Linked DNA regions of Mus musculus: region 1 is linked to region 2. The links are chromatin loops, found by intact Hi-C in ENCODE. Cell type or tissue: left cerebral cortex. All regions are shown on one strand.

Region 1 (8,000 bases), 120 kb after region 2:
GCCACCTCTCCAATCCTGAAGAAAGGATTTCAAAAGTCAAAGTGGACATGACAGAGGCCAGTGAGGTGACTCCACAGGTAAAGACACTTACCCTGTATGCCTGCTGACCTGAGTTCAGTCCCAGAACCCACAGAAAGGTGGAGAAGAGAGCTAACTCCACAGGGTTGTTCTTTGACCTCTATATATGTGTGCTGTACAGCATAAACACCCTCTTCTCCATACCACCCACAATAAATAAGTGAAAAAATTGTTTTTGTTTTTGTCATTCGAGACTGGATTTCTCACTCTGTAGCACAGGCTGGCAGGAACTCAGAGATCTGCTTGCCTCAGCCTCCCAAGGGCTAGGATTAAAGGCATTCACCACTACCACCCAGATAAACAGAAAAAAAAAAAAAAAGAAAGAAAAAAAAAAAAACAACCAAAAAAACCGAGGGTCAGGAGAGATGACTCATCAGCTATGAGCATGGGCTGCTCTTTTAAAGTACCTGGATTTATTTTCCAGCACTCACATGGGAGCTCACAACTGTCTGTAACTCCAGTTTTAGAGGATTTGATACCCTTTTTGGCCTTAGAGTGCACCAGGTGTTCATGTGGTCTACATACATAATACGTACGTACATGCATCCATACAGGCACTCACATGTATACTTTTAAAATCCTTTTAAAAATTGAGAAGATTGGAAAAAGTAAAAGAGGAGAGAAAACATAAGCGGAAGTGTCATGGACCAGCATTCATTGGAACTCTTGTTTCACAATAGAAAGATGAAGGATGACTCAGTGGGAGGGACTGTTTAGAAAAGAAGTCGATTTACTACGGCTTTGCTTTCCCTTCCTGCTGCCAGGAAGGCTCCTGTGAATCCTGGGATTCACACAGAGGCGTCTGCAGAAGCCTTCGGATCACGTGTAACAAAGCCCCATCTGTCTTGCCCTCTCTGAACAGCACTGGCGCTTAGTTCTCTTGTAAATGTTCTGGCAGCTTCATTTCCGCCTCCTGCTTGTATTATCTGCAAATCACAACTACAAAATACTCTCGAGCTATTTTCCATCCTCCTTAGTAGTAAGCAGGGAAGAAATAAACAACATTTAAAATGCACTAATGCAAATATATATGCACGAGAATATTTACTGTAATTGCAGAGATTGGAAACAAATGTTTATTAACTGGCTCAGGCCAGAATACTAATTTAGTAATAATTGTTAAGAGAAGTAAAATACAGATGTGTGTGTGTGTGAGAGAGAGAGAGAGAGAGAGACAGAGAGAGACAGAGACAGAGAGACAGAGAGAGAGACACACAGAGAGAGCACAGAGAGACAGGGATCTGACATGCAAGGTTGTATATGAAGAAGAACAAGTTTCCAGGCCTGATGGCTCACACCTGTATCCTTGGCACTGGGGAAGATGAATTGACAGCATTGCTTTGAGTTGGGGGCTAGCCTGGACTCACAGTGAGTTTGAGGCCAGCTGTGGCTGCAGAATAAAAACCTGTCCACCCTGCCAAAACCACTCAAGTTAGAAGCAGGCAGATCTCTATGAGTTCCAGATGCTACATAGTTAGTTTGGGGGCATTCAGGACTATATAGTGAGACCCTGTCTCAACCCCGCCCCCCCCAACAATAAACAAATAACAACCAGGCTAGAGGGACAACTCACTGGGTAAAGGTACTTGCTGCCAAGTCTGGGGACTTGAGTTTGATTCCTGAGACGCACATGGTAGAAGGAGATAATTGAGTCTCCAAATTGTCTTCTGACCTCCAAGCATGTGCTGTGACTTCTATTCTCCCCAAATCCCTTCCCTGAACCCACAAATTGGTTAATAAATGTAGTAAAACATTAAAATAAATAACCCAAACATACACTAGAAAAAAAGACTAGTGGGAAAAGCAGTGAATAGTCTAATCTCCAGAGAAAACCGGCATATGTTTTTTGGTTTTTGGGTTTTCTTAGATTTATTTATTTATTTTACACATATGAATACACTGTAGCTGTATTTAGACACACCAGAAGAGGGCATCAGATCCCATTACAGATGGTTGTGAGCCACCATGTAGTTGCTGGGAATTGAACTCAGGACCTCAGGAAGAGCAGACGGTACTCTTAACTGGTGAGCCATCTCTCCAGTTTTACTGCTTATCTCTGCACAAGGACAACTGTGGTCACCTAGGTATGCGTAGAGGGCAGTGAGCTGATGTAGGGGGAGCTGCTGTTCCCCTAATTGGTTCTTGATTTGGTCAATAAAGAAGGCAGAAGCTAATGCTGGGCAAAAGGAAAAAGGTGGGACTTCTGGGTCCCAGGAGGAGTTAGAGCAGACCCAGGGAGATAGAGGGGAGAAGTCAGGCCAGGTTTTGGAATGACAAGTACGCAGCAGCCATGTAAGGTCTTGTGGCAACCAGAACCTGTGGCCTCCGCAAGTCATAATCTTTTTCTCTAGCTAGTTGTGGTCCAAGATTGAATCCCATTATCACCGAAAACAAACCATAGCAAAACACCCAAACAAAACCAAATGGCAAGAAACCCTCATTGTCTCAGAGAGTAGGAAGTCCAGGGTCCACGTGACTGGGATGTGCCGTTCAGTGGTTCTCAGCATAAAGACTGGGCTGCAACACCTATACCTGATGGGGTCACAGAGTCTGCTTCCCAGTGGCCCATGACGGGGGTCACAGAGTCTGTTTCCCAGTGGCCTGCCTGCCAGGCTAGTGGCAGGACAGGTCTGCTTTTTCCACATGGCCCTCTCACCACAGGGTCAGAATGGACGCAAAACAAGGAGAGAGTCACACGTTCCAGGACCACTGCTGTGGACCTCACAAGGCAGGACCGTGACACCATGGGCACCGACATTGAGGGGTTGTCACTGGGGCCCATCTGGAAGGCCGGCTGCCAATGCCTTTGGTGGTAATTTGTGAGAGGACCTCAGGCAGGAAGCTCCTAGGGCTAGAGGTATAGGTCAGACTGGACTCCGTGGGCTAGGGCTCAGTGGGAGAGAGTTAATTGGCCCACAAAAGCCCTTCTCCCAGGACAACTCATCTGCCAGGCTCTGGCCCGAGTCCTAGAATCGGGCTGCTCTCTTTATTTGAGGGGGGGGGTGTTGGTGTTTACGGCAGATGTCTGGGTCTCCCATCATTTCTCTCCCTGCTTCAGAAGAGGTCAAGGAGATGGGAGAGGACATGGACAGGTGGGTCCTAAAAAGGCTGGTTTGGACCAGTCCTGATTCAAAGGCACCAAGATCTTGGAAAGGAAGCTGGCGGTGCGCCCTTAGAGAGAGCTGGGTCCAGCTTTCCTCCTTTGAGGAGCTCTGCACCTGATTAACAATTCTGCTCAAGATGGATTAAGCTGCTGGAGCCTCTCTCCATTTAGGAGTGCCAGCTCTCTCCTCTTTGTACTCTGCTCCAGTCCCACCCCCACCCTCACTCCCAGATTGCTTTTGGGGCAACTTTGAGTCCAGCATACATTGGGGTTCCCCTGGAAGGGCAGAAGAGGCTGACTCCCCTCAAGGTCAGAGATGAGGAGAGACAAGGGCCATGATTATGAGAGGAACTCAACTTTGGAAGCCTCACTGGGGAGCTGAGGACACAGCTCAGGTGCTAGAGTGCTGGGTTAGCATTACAAGGCCCTGAGTTCAACCCCCAGCACCAAATACACCAGACATAGTGTCAGACAGCTATAATCTCAGCACTGGGAGTTGGAGGGAAAGGATCAGAAGTTCAAAGCCATCCTCAGCTACATACTGAGTTTGAGGCCAGCTTGGGCTACATGAAATCTTGTCTCAACAAAACAAAACAATATAAAGCAAAACAAAACAAGTGAATAAACCAACAGGAGCCTTATGGGCCCTTGACTCTGGAGGGTCTCTTGTTTTTCTCAGTAAATTTCATCCTGATCAAATTTTCTTTCAGGAGACAATCCTTATTTCTGTTTAACCTTCACCAGAAGAAGAGAAGTAGTCAATGTGGCAGCCAACCGAGGTGGCCTAGGACTGTTGGTGTTGAAACACAGTCACCCAAGCCCAGAGACTGCCATCTGCTTCCTCTTCCTTGTGTCCTGTCCCCCTTTCCAATGACAGCAAATCCTTGGACTAACTCTAGTTACAGCTGTTACTTAAATGGAACCCAAGTTTTGTTTTTTGTTTGTTTGTTTGTTCCTTCCCTTCTGGTAAGAACCTGGCTTTAAAATTCTATCTATTATTATTTTTTAAAGATTTATTTTTATTTTATGTGTATGCATGTTTTGCCTTCACGAGGCTAGGCACACTTGTGTCTGTACCTGTGCTCAGAAGAAGATGCCAGATGCCCTAGAATGGAGTTAAGGACAGTTGTAGGCTGACATGTCATGTAGGTACTAGGAACTAAGCCAAAGTTTTCTCCAGCCACAATTACTTATACGTCTGTGTGTGCATGTGTGTGTGCACGTGTGTGCGTGTGTGCATTGTAGAGGGCATGTTGGCCACAGCATGCACATGGAGGCCAGAGGACAGCTCTGTGGAGTTGAGGTCTCTCCTTCAACCTTAGGTTTCAGGAACTGACCTCAGGCTGACAAGTTTGCATAGAGAATGGCCTCACTCCCTGAGCCATTGCCACGGTGCCAGAGCAGACTTGTAAAACCATTGGTTACTTATCTGAAAAACTGCTTTCTTGTTTGGCAGCTGTTCAGATGAGCCTTCAGCCAAACTGGTTCATTCCAGTATTCGAGGCGCAATGGTAGAGGCGAGCCATGTTCACCTGTCCTTCAGATACTGCCCCAGCATTCCCACCCACTCTCCTCTTGGCTCCGCCTTTGCTTCCTGTCTCTCAATCCTCCGGCTTTCCTCTGCCTGCTTCCAAGTTGTTCTCTATTCAGCTGAAATCCAAGGATCTCCCTCAGAGAACACAGCTCATGGTGGGCTCCTCTGACTTAGCTGCCAAGGCCTCCGTGGCAGCCTAGGCCCCAGCACAATGGGCCTTTATGCCCATCTCTGGCACTCCCTCCTGGCCCCAGCTGCCCCCATGCTCTGGTTTTCCTTGGTCTTGAGGATTTTTTTCCCCCATTGATTTAGCCACTGCAGCACAAGGAATGGGAGGAAGGGCTCTGGAGACAGAGTTTGCTGCTTGGCCCTGGTATGACATCACCAGGATTCACCAGTCACAAAGGGCAAAGACTTTGTGTTCCTGGTTAGGGACAGAGATAGTCTCGCTCTCTCTCTCTCTCTCTCCCTCCCTCCCTCCCTCCCTCTCTCCCTCTCTCTGAATGTCATATCACCTACCCCAATTCAAACAAAACAAAATAATCTTGCTGTAGAAGCTAGGGTGTGTCATACCCTTTTGCCCAAACAGCTTCATGCGCAAATGTTCACTGTGGTGAGTCATTGGTCTGGTTGGAGGCCTCTGGCTTCTGCTACACTACCAATCCTGGATCCTCACCAGGACTCCTCTTATCCTGTTGTTGCCTTGTGTCATGGCTATCCTACAGCTTCGGTTTTGCAGGTCTGGCCCCTTCATGTGCTCTAGCAGTTCATAGATGGGGTAGATGTTGGGATGAGCCATCTCAAAGCTCTGGGTCAGGGGCTGGGTATTAGCTGAGTTGGTCAGCCCAAGAGGTATCCCATGCTCTTCTGCACCCATGCCACCAGGGCGAGCTCTGCCCTGACAAGGGGCGGGGCTGGCTCCTGGAGTGTTCCAGCAGGTAAGGTGTAGGGCCAGCTTTCCTACCTTGCCCAGGTGTGGGGAGCAGAGGGGGGATGCTGGGGGTGGGGGGTCATGCCCTCAGGGCAATCCATGCCCCCTACCACCAGGGCCAGCTCTAGCGTGCTACCCAGGTGAGGTGTGGAAGCCTACAACCCTTGATACCTATCAGCCTAGGACAGGTTTTTCTTTTTCCCCTCTCCTCCCTTCTTCTCTCCTTCCCTCCCCTACTCTCCCTTCTCCTCCCCTTCCCTCTTCCCTCCCTTCTCCCCTTCTCTTTTCCTTTCTTTCACTATGTAGCACAGGTTGGCCTCCAACTAATGCCTCAGCCTCCTGAGTCTGGGATTACAGGGAAGAGTCACCAAACCCACTTTCCCTAGCCTAGGAAATTTCTAAAATTCTCGGAATTGGAGAGTGGAGGAGGTCACAGTTCAACTCCAGCTTAGGCGTGAGGCAGAAGTGGACATCACTCACTCAGGAGAACATCTGCACCCTTGCAGGGGTAGCAAGGGTGTCTGAGAGCTGCTGCTATGAACAGTGTGAGATATATTTGTGTGACTGGACTTCATGTTGAATTCTCATGTCTCCTGGAGAAGACGCAGACATCAGCAGAAACAAGGGCCACCAGACCAAGGAAGGTGGGTTCAGTGCCACCTGGCTTTCCCTCATCAGCAAGCGCCTGTTTGAAGGTGCGGGTGGTGGAGGCTGTGTGGGAATGGGTGCAGGAGGCTTGGATCCGCTGCAGTTGACAGCCTGTGGAGAAGGGCAGTGGGAGTCCATGTTCAGGTTCAAGGGATGCTGTCCATGAACATCGAGAACACGGATGTAACCAAAAACCATCACCACTTCCACGCATGGGTTCTCTCTCTCTCTCTCTCTCTCTCTCTCTCTCTCTCTCTCTTTTAAAGGTACTTTTTACCTTGCTTTTTAATTTGATGTGCTTTGGTGCTTTGCTTACATGTATGTCTGTGTGAGGATGTCAGATCTTCTGGAACTGGAGTTATTGACAGTTGTGAACTGTCACATAGGTGGTGGGAACTGAACCAGGGTCCTTTGGAAGAACATCCAGTGCTCTTAACTGCTGAGCCATCTCTTAGGCCCTGACCCATGGGTTCTAACCCAGGTCTGGGATCTAACAGTGCTGGGCTCCTGTACTGCTGTAGGTGTATCTGGTGTTGATCAGCATCTGTGTGCTGGTGTGCAGTAAAACATATACAGTAGGGCACCTTGGGACTGCATACTTTCAATCCCAGCTCTAGGGAGGCTTAGATCACTTCAGGTTCCAGGTCAGCCTGGGCCAAAAATAAGGAAACCCTGCCACAAGCAAGCGAACAGCCAAGAGGCTCAGGAGTTCCAAGCCATCTTCACTTACATGGTGAATTTGAGACAAGCCTGGGCTGGGGCCCTGTCTTTAAAACAATGTATGCTGGGACACAACACATCTTTAAGCCCAGCCCAGGAGGCAGAGAAAGATGGGTTTCTGTGAGTTCAATGCCAACTTGGCCTACATAGCAAGTTCTAGGGCAGCTGAAGATACACAGTGAGACTCTGTAAAGGAGAGAGAGAGAGAGAGAGAGAGAGAGAGAGAGAGAGAGAGAGCTCCTCATTGTGGTAATCCCAGAAGGCTGACGCAGGGGGATCGCTGTGGGTGTGAGACCGGTCTAACTCCAGTGAGCTCTCACTGTACAGAGTTTAGCCACATGGGCTATAGAGTGAAACCTAAAATAAATAAAATAAAAAAATAAAAAAGTGCATGTATACACAGCTTGAATTATATTTTATTTATATAGTAGTACCCATGAGGTCAGAGAAGCACTTGTAGGAGGGCTCTTTATCCTTCCAATATTTGGGTTTCTGGGGATAAACTTTGTCAGATTTGATGGCAAGTTCCATCTTGAAGGGCATATTTAAATACACCTGTCTTAGCAGCGGGACATCCCTTAGTCCTCCAGACATGTGTGTTCTGGTTCCTCCCTGGTGAACTTGAACTTGTTACCCATTGCAGGGTCACAACCTGTTTCTGTGCTCACTTGTGTCTGTGTCACATTTTAAAGCATGACCCCAGGTAGGCCAGGGGCCACATTGTGCCTGGCAGACATGCTTGCACGGAGCACTGTATCACAGCTGCTGACGGTCTGATTCAAAGGCCAAGTGTGAACGCTGGTCAGGCTCCTAGACTTACTTTAAAATCGAACTAATTAACCATCACAGGCCGTCGTGCTGGGAAAGTTCCTGAAACTGAAGTCACACGAAGCTTTCCCAGTTCCACTAGTGCCACACACATGCCTTCCTTTCAGAAAGCAGCAAATTCACTTAAAGATTGATGGGATTTTGGAATTGTACTGAAA
Region 2 (8,000 bases):
ATATTCTTAAATATTACATATTCCTAGGAATAAGTCAACAGTAAACTACAGTTACTGTTACAGTTACAGTTGGCCAAGTTAGAGAACAATCTCCCCAACAGGAAAGGGAGGCTGATAATCTTAGATCCAGTTTTCAATTAAATTAAAACACTTAAGAGCATCCTATGAACCAAAGATAGATAGGTGGAATGGATGGATGGATGGATGGATGGATATGATAGGATATATAGTATATATTATATACAAACCCCACTTACCTGCTAGCTTAAAAGTATTAAAAATTAAGAATTATTGTTTGCTTAGCATGGCTGTGCAGGCCTACAATGCGTGCTCTGGGAGGCTGAGGAAAGAATATTCAAATGCTAGGCCAGCTCAAGCTACATATTGAGTTCAAGGTCAGCCTAGGATATATAATAGGCTTTATCTCAAAAAAAAAAAAAAATGAGGGAGAAAGGGAGGGTTGGCTGGAAAGTAAAGAGTAGGATAGGGTAGGTCAAGATAGGAAAGGAAAGACTACAAATCGCTATCATATACATTACATACTTGCATAATCTCAAAAGGTATGAAAGTGATCTGGGGGACGTTTTATTCAGTAGTGAAGATCAATTGTCTATCACTTATTTCAAATTGGCAGGTATGAGAAATGTTAGAGAAAGAGTCCTGCAAATACAAAGTAACAACAGTTAACAGCTGCACTGCAAGACACCCTTGCAAGACACCATCCATGTTCCTATTTTTCTGTAACAGTGACACTCAGCTGTCTCTCCAATAACAGTAATTGCCCTCTGAAAAGTGATTCAGGGCACAAATTTGACTCAATAAGGGTTGAAGACAGTATCTCAGAAATCCTGTCTCTGCCACCTGCTGCTCCAACATTTTTGTTCACCCTGACATCAATTCTGATGACAAAAAATATGGCAGAACACTTCCTGGGCTTCATACAGAAGTCAGGTGTGGTAGTTAACACCTTCTTAATCCCAGTACGAAGTCTGTCAAGTCTGTAACATCCAAAGCCGGCCTGCTCTACAGAGTGGGTTCAGGACCACAGACAAACCCTCGTTTTCCTTTTTGTTTATGTTTTTGTTTATGTTTATGTTTTTTGTTTTTTAAAAGCAAAACTAACACACACACACACACACACACACACTTTCTCTCTCTCTCTCTCTCTCTTCAGGAAAAATTTCTTTTAACGTTAACAGAATTAGACCTGCACCCTATACTGTTTTACCATGGGGCAAAAACAGTGCCTCAAGTAAGGATTATGAACACTCAAAATAACTAAATAGTTTGAGTCTTTGCAGTTAAGAAGAAATTTCAAACAAATGTAAATTTCACTGTGAGTTACATTTGACATTTGTACAACAGGAAATTCCTGTGTGTGTGTGTGTGTGTGTGTGTGTGTGTGTGTGTGTATGTGTATATATATGAATATATATATGCTTTTTAAATCCTGCCTCAAAAAAGTAGTATCTTTTGTTCAAAATATTTGCTTTTCGATAGTTAATAATTTTAATATAATTAGATTTAATGTAAAACCCATTAACTACATACCCTATGCCTTTTAAATGTGATAAACAATAACAACAACAACAAAAATTCAGCTAGCCAAAACTATAAAGACTTAGCCGGGTGATTGTGGCGCACTCCTTTAATCCCAGCACTTGGGAGGCGGAGGCAGAGGCAGGCGGATTTCTGAGTTCAAGGCCAGCCTGGTCTACAGAGTGAGTTCCAGGACAGCCAGGGCTATAAGGAAAAACCCTGTCTCGAAAAACCAAAAAATAAAATAAAATAAACTATAAAGACTTGATTTGTTTACTTAATAAAAATTCAAACATAACAATCGGGCATGGAAGCATATGCACCTTTAATTCCAGCACTCGGGAAGCAGAGGCAGGCAGATCTCCATGAGTTCTTTGATTTCAAAGCCAACCTGGTCTACAAGTACCTGGCTAGCCAGAGCTACATAAAGAGAGCCTGTCTCAAACAAACAAACAAACAAACGATATTAGCTTTTGTTTCTTCAGTGCACTCTTTGCAATTCTACACTATTCATTTACTACAAACCTAAATCACATTTGTTACACATCAGTTTCACCTTCTGGGTCCTCACTAACTACAGGCTCTTTTCCTCATGGATACTAATATGGTGTAGAGATACACAATCAAAAACCTCTTTGCTTTCCATTTCACACATTAGTTTCCACTTACATGTTTCCAATACAATTAGAGATTCCACTCCCTTCAAACGTTTTCTAATTTTAAAGAATTTAAAAGTTAGAAGCTAATTACCACTACATTTTACTTCCTTGTAAAGAATTCTGTGTTGCTTTTCAAATCTAAAAAAAAAAAAAAAAAAAATCTAAAACAGAATTGGCCAGAGTGTTCTTAAGACTACACTGTCATTCTTTAGGAAAATGTTTAACTTCTCAAAAGGCCATTTTTTCTTCATTAATAGTGCTAAGAATTAAAATAATTAAGTGGCAATAACTTAAGTGAACCTTCCTCCCGGTTCAAAGGAGTTGCACTAATACACCTTAACTCATCTCAATGGGAAGCACACGGTGTGTGCTCAAGCATTTGCAAGTGCGTGACCCTAACAATGCAAAAATGAGCGCTTGTATGTCTACTCTCTCAAAAAAGAAGAATTAAATGCAAATATAAAACATTTACTTACCTCAAATTAAAGTATAGTAAGATTTTTTAATGTGTTTTGTTTTTTCAAGACAGGGAATTGTCTGTGTTGCCTTGTCTGTGTTGCCTTGTCTGTCCTGGAACTCCCTCTGTAGACCAATTGGCCTTGAACTCCACCTGCCTCTGCCTCCTGAGTGCTAGGCTTAAAAAGATCTTACAGGCCTGTGCCATCATGAACCCTCTTATGAGATGCAGATGTTTTTCAAACAGTGAAATGGGAATGAATCGAAGTAAACTTCTAATATGGCTTAATCCCATGTTGCTTTTTAAAACAGTATTTATGTCAAACTGACCAAGTCCAAAGTTACTCAAAACTCCACAAAACGTCTCCAAATTCCAGTCAAGGCAGGCATAATGTTATCTTATGCAGACCATCACCTTACAAAGTAACAGACAAAATAAACTCGCAACTTTGTATCACAAAGAAGCTAATGTAATAATGTATACATCCTCTATAAAGTGTTTCTCTCAAGATTTTTCACAGCTAGGTAAGAGCTGGCAGGTGATAAAATATACAGGCGACTAAAGGCCCTGGAACATTTAGTAGTAAAAAGATAGCAAACCCTCTCCACCACCCACCCCAAATACACTGTGTCAAGAGCTTAGTGGGTTCCGAGAGGCCAGGGTGCTTGCTTGCTATGGCTCAGTTAACACTATTTTTGCTGCAACCACCAGACACAACAAATGAATGCACGTAAACCAAACAAACAGCCTATCCATAAATGTGCTGACTTCTTCCTGCAAGTCCCAGCGCACCCTTCCACCGCCAACAGTTCAATGAGAATATCATACAATGAAATGAGTAAGCAACACACGCCATTCTGCAACTTTGAAAGACGGTCACCAATCTTCCGCAGCACCCCGAAGAGCCACTATTGCTGATCAACTAACTCATTGGCACTAAAACGGTTTCCTTAATTTTCAAGCCAAGTTGCCGAATAACCACTTTTTAAGACAACACTTCTTGCCCAGTTCATCCACCCGGCACAGTCCTCACGGACGCTCAAAAACAATCGAAAGCCATTGCCTGCCCAGCTGGAGTTGAAGTTACTCGTCCAGCGACGTTTAAAGCTGTCTCCCCTAAACAAAGTGCTCTGGGCCGTCAGCGCCGCGGAACCCGGCCGCGTTCCCGAAACTCCGACTCGCCCGCTTACACCTGGGCCCGTGCGATCCCGAGCGCCGGCTGCGGAGCCGGGCGGTGCGGTTCGGGGCGGTGGGGGATGGGGAGGACAGGCTCGAATGGCTTCCTAATGTATCATTAAGAAGCAAAAGCACCGGTCTGGGAGCAAGAAAAGTTAAAGGAGCCGCGAGCTGACAAAGAGCGCCGGCCGCCGCACCCGGACCACCCGGCCGCGGCGTTTGACAGCTCCGTCCCTGGCGCCCACAGCTTTGTGGCTCCGAGAGGCCGGGCCGGCAGCAAGCTGGGCGTGCTCGGCGGGGCGTGTGCGGACGCCGGGCTAGGCCCTGGGGAAGCCGCCGGGCGGTTCTCCCAGAAGCGAGGCCGAACTCCAAAGTAAAGTGCGCGGCGCGGCCGGCGGGACCTGCGCGGGCGCCGCCGAACCGGGCCGCGCCTGGGCCGCCCCGCCCCCACCGGGCCGGGGGCCTGACAGCTCCGGGCCGCGCCGCCGCTGGCCGCCCGCCTGGCTCCCTCGCGCTCAACTTACTTCTTTCTGGCTCTCTGGAAAGGGGAAGCGCCATCTTTGCGAGGCCGGCCCCGAGGTCTTTTGTCTGCGGCTGCGGGGCTCGGGGCCGGGGCTCCGGGCTCCTCGGGGGGTGCTGGCGGCGGCTGCTGCTGCTCCGCGCTCCGGTCCTCCTCCGACGACATCCTAGTCACCAGGAAAGACACATGGATCCCCGTCCTCCTCCTGGGGGGCTCCTCCCGCCGCAGCGGCCGCAGCCGCCGCCGCTGCTGCTGCTCGAGTTGCTCCTCCCCGGCTCAGCCTCTCGCATTTCCCGCAGCCCCGGGAGCAGCAGCAGCAGCAGCAGGTACCGGGAGAGGCGGCAACATGGAGCTAGCAGGACACGCACTCACACACATCGGCGCGGGCGCGCGCACTCGGCGCGCAGGGGCCGGCGGGGGGCGGCGGGCAAGCGGGCGGGGCGGGCGGGGCCGGCCGCGCGGGGCGGGGCGCCGCGGCCAAGGCTGGGGCCGGCGGGGCCGGGCCGGAGGGCGGCGCCGAGCGGGGCGGGGCGGGGCGCGACGCGAGGGGCGCGGGCCGGGGGCGGCCGCAGGGGTCTCCGCCCGGCCCCTCCCCCAGGCCGCCCGCGGCGGGAGGAGAAAGGGCCGCGGAGGGGGGCGGCGGGCCGGGCCGGGCCGGGGCGGGGCCAGCCACCCCTCCCCCGCGCCGTCAGCCCGTCAGGCCCACGCCGCGGCGAAGTTTTGACAGCTGCTCCAGTTGTTGTGGTGGGTTCCGGGGTGGTGCGAGCGCCGGCCCCTCGGTCGCGCGCTGGCGATCGCTCCCTCACACACTGCTCGCTCACGGCGTTCCCTGTGGCTAGCTCCCTCACGCTCGGTTCAACGCACGGCTAGCTCTCGCTCTTCCCTATCGTTTGCCCGCTCTCCGGCCGGCGCTTTGCTGCCTCACGCTCAGGATCGCTCCCTCACGCTAGCTTTCGGCCCCATCAAGCTTGGCTCCCTCACGCTGGGATCCCTCTCGCTCGCTCGCGAACGCTCCCCCACGCCCGCTCTCTCTCTGGGGGCAGCAAAGGAGGAAGTTTTGCGGCTGTGCGTTCACCACACAAACAACACACGCACACGGCAGTGGCCGTCGCGCGAGGCCTGCACCCGGGTCCCCCGGGGCGACCCGCACCACAGACCTCTCAAACTCGCCGCCGGCTCGCCCACACACAGGCGCCTCCCGCCCCCGCCCCCAGCGCGCTGCTGCCACTCACGGGGCTGAGTCCGCGCATGCGCCCCGCGCTACCCGGCCGCCGCCGCTGACCTCACCGCCCCTCCCCCGCCCGCTCTGACGCGGCGGTGGCTGCAACTCGGGCTCTGGCGGGCGCTAAGCTGCGGACCGGGCATCCGGGATCAGGGTCCAGCCCGGCCGGAGGAGGGGGGAGGGATCGATGTAAACACTCCGGAGCGTGCACCCGCGTGCGGTGCGCGCACGTGCGTCCGCGACCCCCTGCGGGCGTGGGCCGCTCCAGGCCTGGCGGAGTCCCACGTAGGCTTCCCTAGTGCGGCGCAACCGTGGCAGGACAACGTTAGATCCTAACTCCAGCTGTAGTTTCTCCGTCCGACGTCATGTTTTAAACACCGTGAGACCGGAGGCTGCCGTACAAAAAACCAAGCGGACAGGTTGAGTGGGAAAAAAATGTCTCTACACCGAGAGAAATGCATCAGCGTGAACGTTGTGTGTGCTCAAGATTTAAAAATGGAAATACTGCTAAGCTGTTTCCCATTAAAAAAAAAAAAACGATTCGTTAAAAATGGGGCCAGAATTGCCCAGGACGCCGCGTTTCGTTTGCACTATGGATTGCCTTGTAGGAGTGAGAAATAGTAGAGATGGGAAAACGGATCTGTGGAGCGGCGTGGAAGGCTTAGAGTAGCCTGTCAGGCGCTGAGCTGCTCGGAGCCTGGAATCCGAGCGCACTTTGCGATCAGTTCTTTCCATTCTCAACAGTTTCAATGCTGGGCAAAAAGAATACACTTGTTTCTAGAGGTCCTGTTCACCTTCCTGCCACCCAATAGCCAGGCTATTAACATTGAACTGGGCTTCGCATCTGGATCAAACTTTGATCGTCTAGTGCATATTATAGCTGTAATCATTTGTTTGTTTGTTTATTTGCAGTGGCTAAAGTTGAATCGTTGAATCATTTGAATTGATTGCAAGTTTAATCCCTTGCAGGCCTTTTCAGCTTTATTATATGTACAGTCAAAGGAAGCTTGGAGCAGGGAAGAAAGCTGCCATATGAAAGGTAAGCTACAAATTAAAAGGAGAGAGGAAATTGGGGTTTCTAGACAAATTAAATTACTTGTCGTTGTGGTATATTGAACCCAGAACTGCACACACAGCTAAGCTAACACTCCACCACTGAGTTTTATCCCTAGACGGAATCGTTTTTAAAGATTTTTTTTAAGAAATGTTTTTTGTTTGTATTCGTGTCCGCATGAGTTTATGTACACCATGTACGTGGAGATACCTGAGAAGGCCAGAAGGTGTTCAGTCCCCTAGATTGAGGTTACAGGCAATTGTGAGCTGCCATGTGGGCACTGGAAATCAACTCCAGTTTCCTGCAAGAACAGTGCTCTGAATCGCTAAGCCAGCTCTCCAGCCCCTGGACCTGGCTTTTAAATATAAACTTTTAAAATAAAGCCTTTTTCTTTTGATACTAGAATAAGAAAAGTATTCATCTAAAAAAATTAAACGTTATATTATTGTTGCTATGGTTAAAATAGAGGAATGGGCATGGAACCAGGTATAGTGGCCCATACCTTTAATACCAGGACTAGAAAGACAGGCAGATGGATCTCTATGAGTTTGGGGACAGCATGGTCTGCATAAGACAACCCAACCAAGACTACATAGTGAGACCCTGTCTTTCAAAAAAAAAAAAAATTAGGGCTATACATAATGAAACTTATGATACTTGGCTTCAGGTGTGTAGTTATTCATGTAATTCATAAATTAAGAGATGATAGAACTTAATAAAAAATTGTAAAATATAGCTCAAAATCAAATGGGCTTGATGATACAACCCTATAACCCAGTACTTGGGAGGAGGAAGCAGGAGGATGAGTAGTAGTTCAAAGACATTTCTCACTCTGTAGTGGAATGGAAGCCAGCCTAGGAAATGCATAGCACCCTATCTCAAAAATAATAATACAAAGACTGAAGAGATGGCTCAGCCCTTAAGATCCTGTACTGCTGGTGCAGAGGACCTGGGTTCCATTCCTAGAATCCAGATAAGGCAGTTCACAGTTACCTATGACACCAGTTCTGAAGGAATCTTTCTGCTGCTGTTGCACCTGTATTCATGTGCATAGACAGACACATACACATACAAACAAATCCTAGAAAGGTAAGAGGTAGGGGTGGGTGGCTAGTAAGCTCAGTGGCTAAGAGCATTGGCTGCTCTTCCAGAAGACCCAGGTTCAGTCTTGCCCATGGAGGCTCACTACTCTGTAACTTCAGTTCCACGGGATATGACACCATCTTCTCACCTCCGTGGACAGCAGACATGCACATGGTGCACAGACAAACATACCATAAATATACATTGTTTATTAAAGAGATTTAAAAATACAAGATTCAGCCGGGCAGTGGTGCACATACCTTTAATCCCAGCACTTGGGACACTGAGGC

What was found. Hi-C counts contacts between places; a loop is a spot of excess contacts. Peaks named below come from ENCODE experiments on the same cell type or tissue, not always from the same donor. Only the 100,000 strongest peaks of a DNase experiment are listed, where the experiment ranks them.
Region 1: it touches region 2 in a loop (10-fold over the local background); 2 of 42 quality-filtered maps call a loop at or near these places.

Annotation. Positions count from the first base shown.
Region 1 is chr5:25,609,249-25,617,248 of GRCm38, forward strand. The region is part of intron 1 of Gm46903 (a long non-coding RNA gene); the gene reads right to left. It overlaps Gm42235 (a long non-coding RNA gene), which reads left to right and starts at 5,220. Exons shown (of 3, transcript XR_880895.2): 1 at 5,220-5,454; 2 at 6,153-6,290. In left cerebral cortex, a CTCF peak has its summit at 1,976 (motif pointing right); DNase peaks (open chromatin) are centred at 883, 3,252 and 4,843; H3K27ac peaks cover 788 bases.
Region 2 is chr5:25,494,035-25,502,034 of GRCm38, forward strand. Kmt2c (lysine (K)-specific methyltransferase 2C) reads right to left here and starts at 4,749. Exons shown (of 59, transcript NM_001081383.2): 1 at 4,356-4,749. The coding sequence starts at 4,516. It overlaps 4831440E17Rik (RIKEN cDNA 4831440E17 gene), which reads left to right and starts at 5,763. Exons shown (of 1, transcript NR_030700.1): 1 at 5,763-8,000. In left cerebral cortex, no CTCF peak of the experiment used is centred here; DNase peaks (open chromatin) are centred at 3,498, 3,948, 4,384, 4,634 and 4 more places; H3K4me3 peaks cover 3,990 bases; H3K27ac peaks cover 2,631 bases.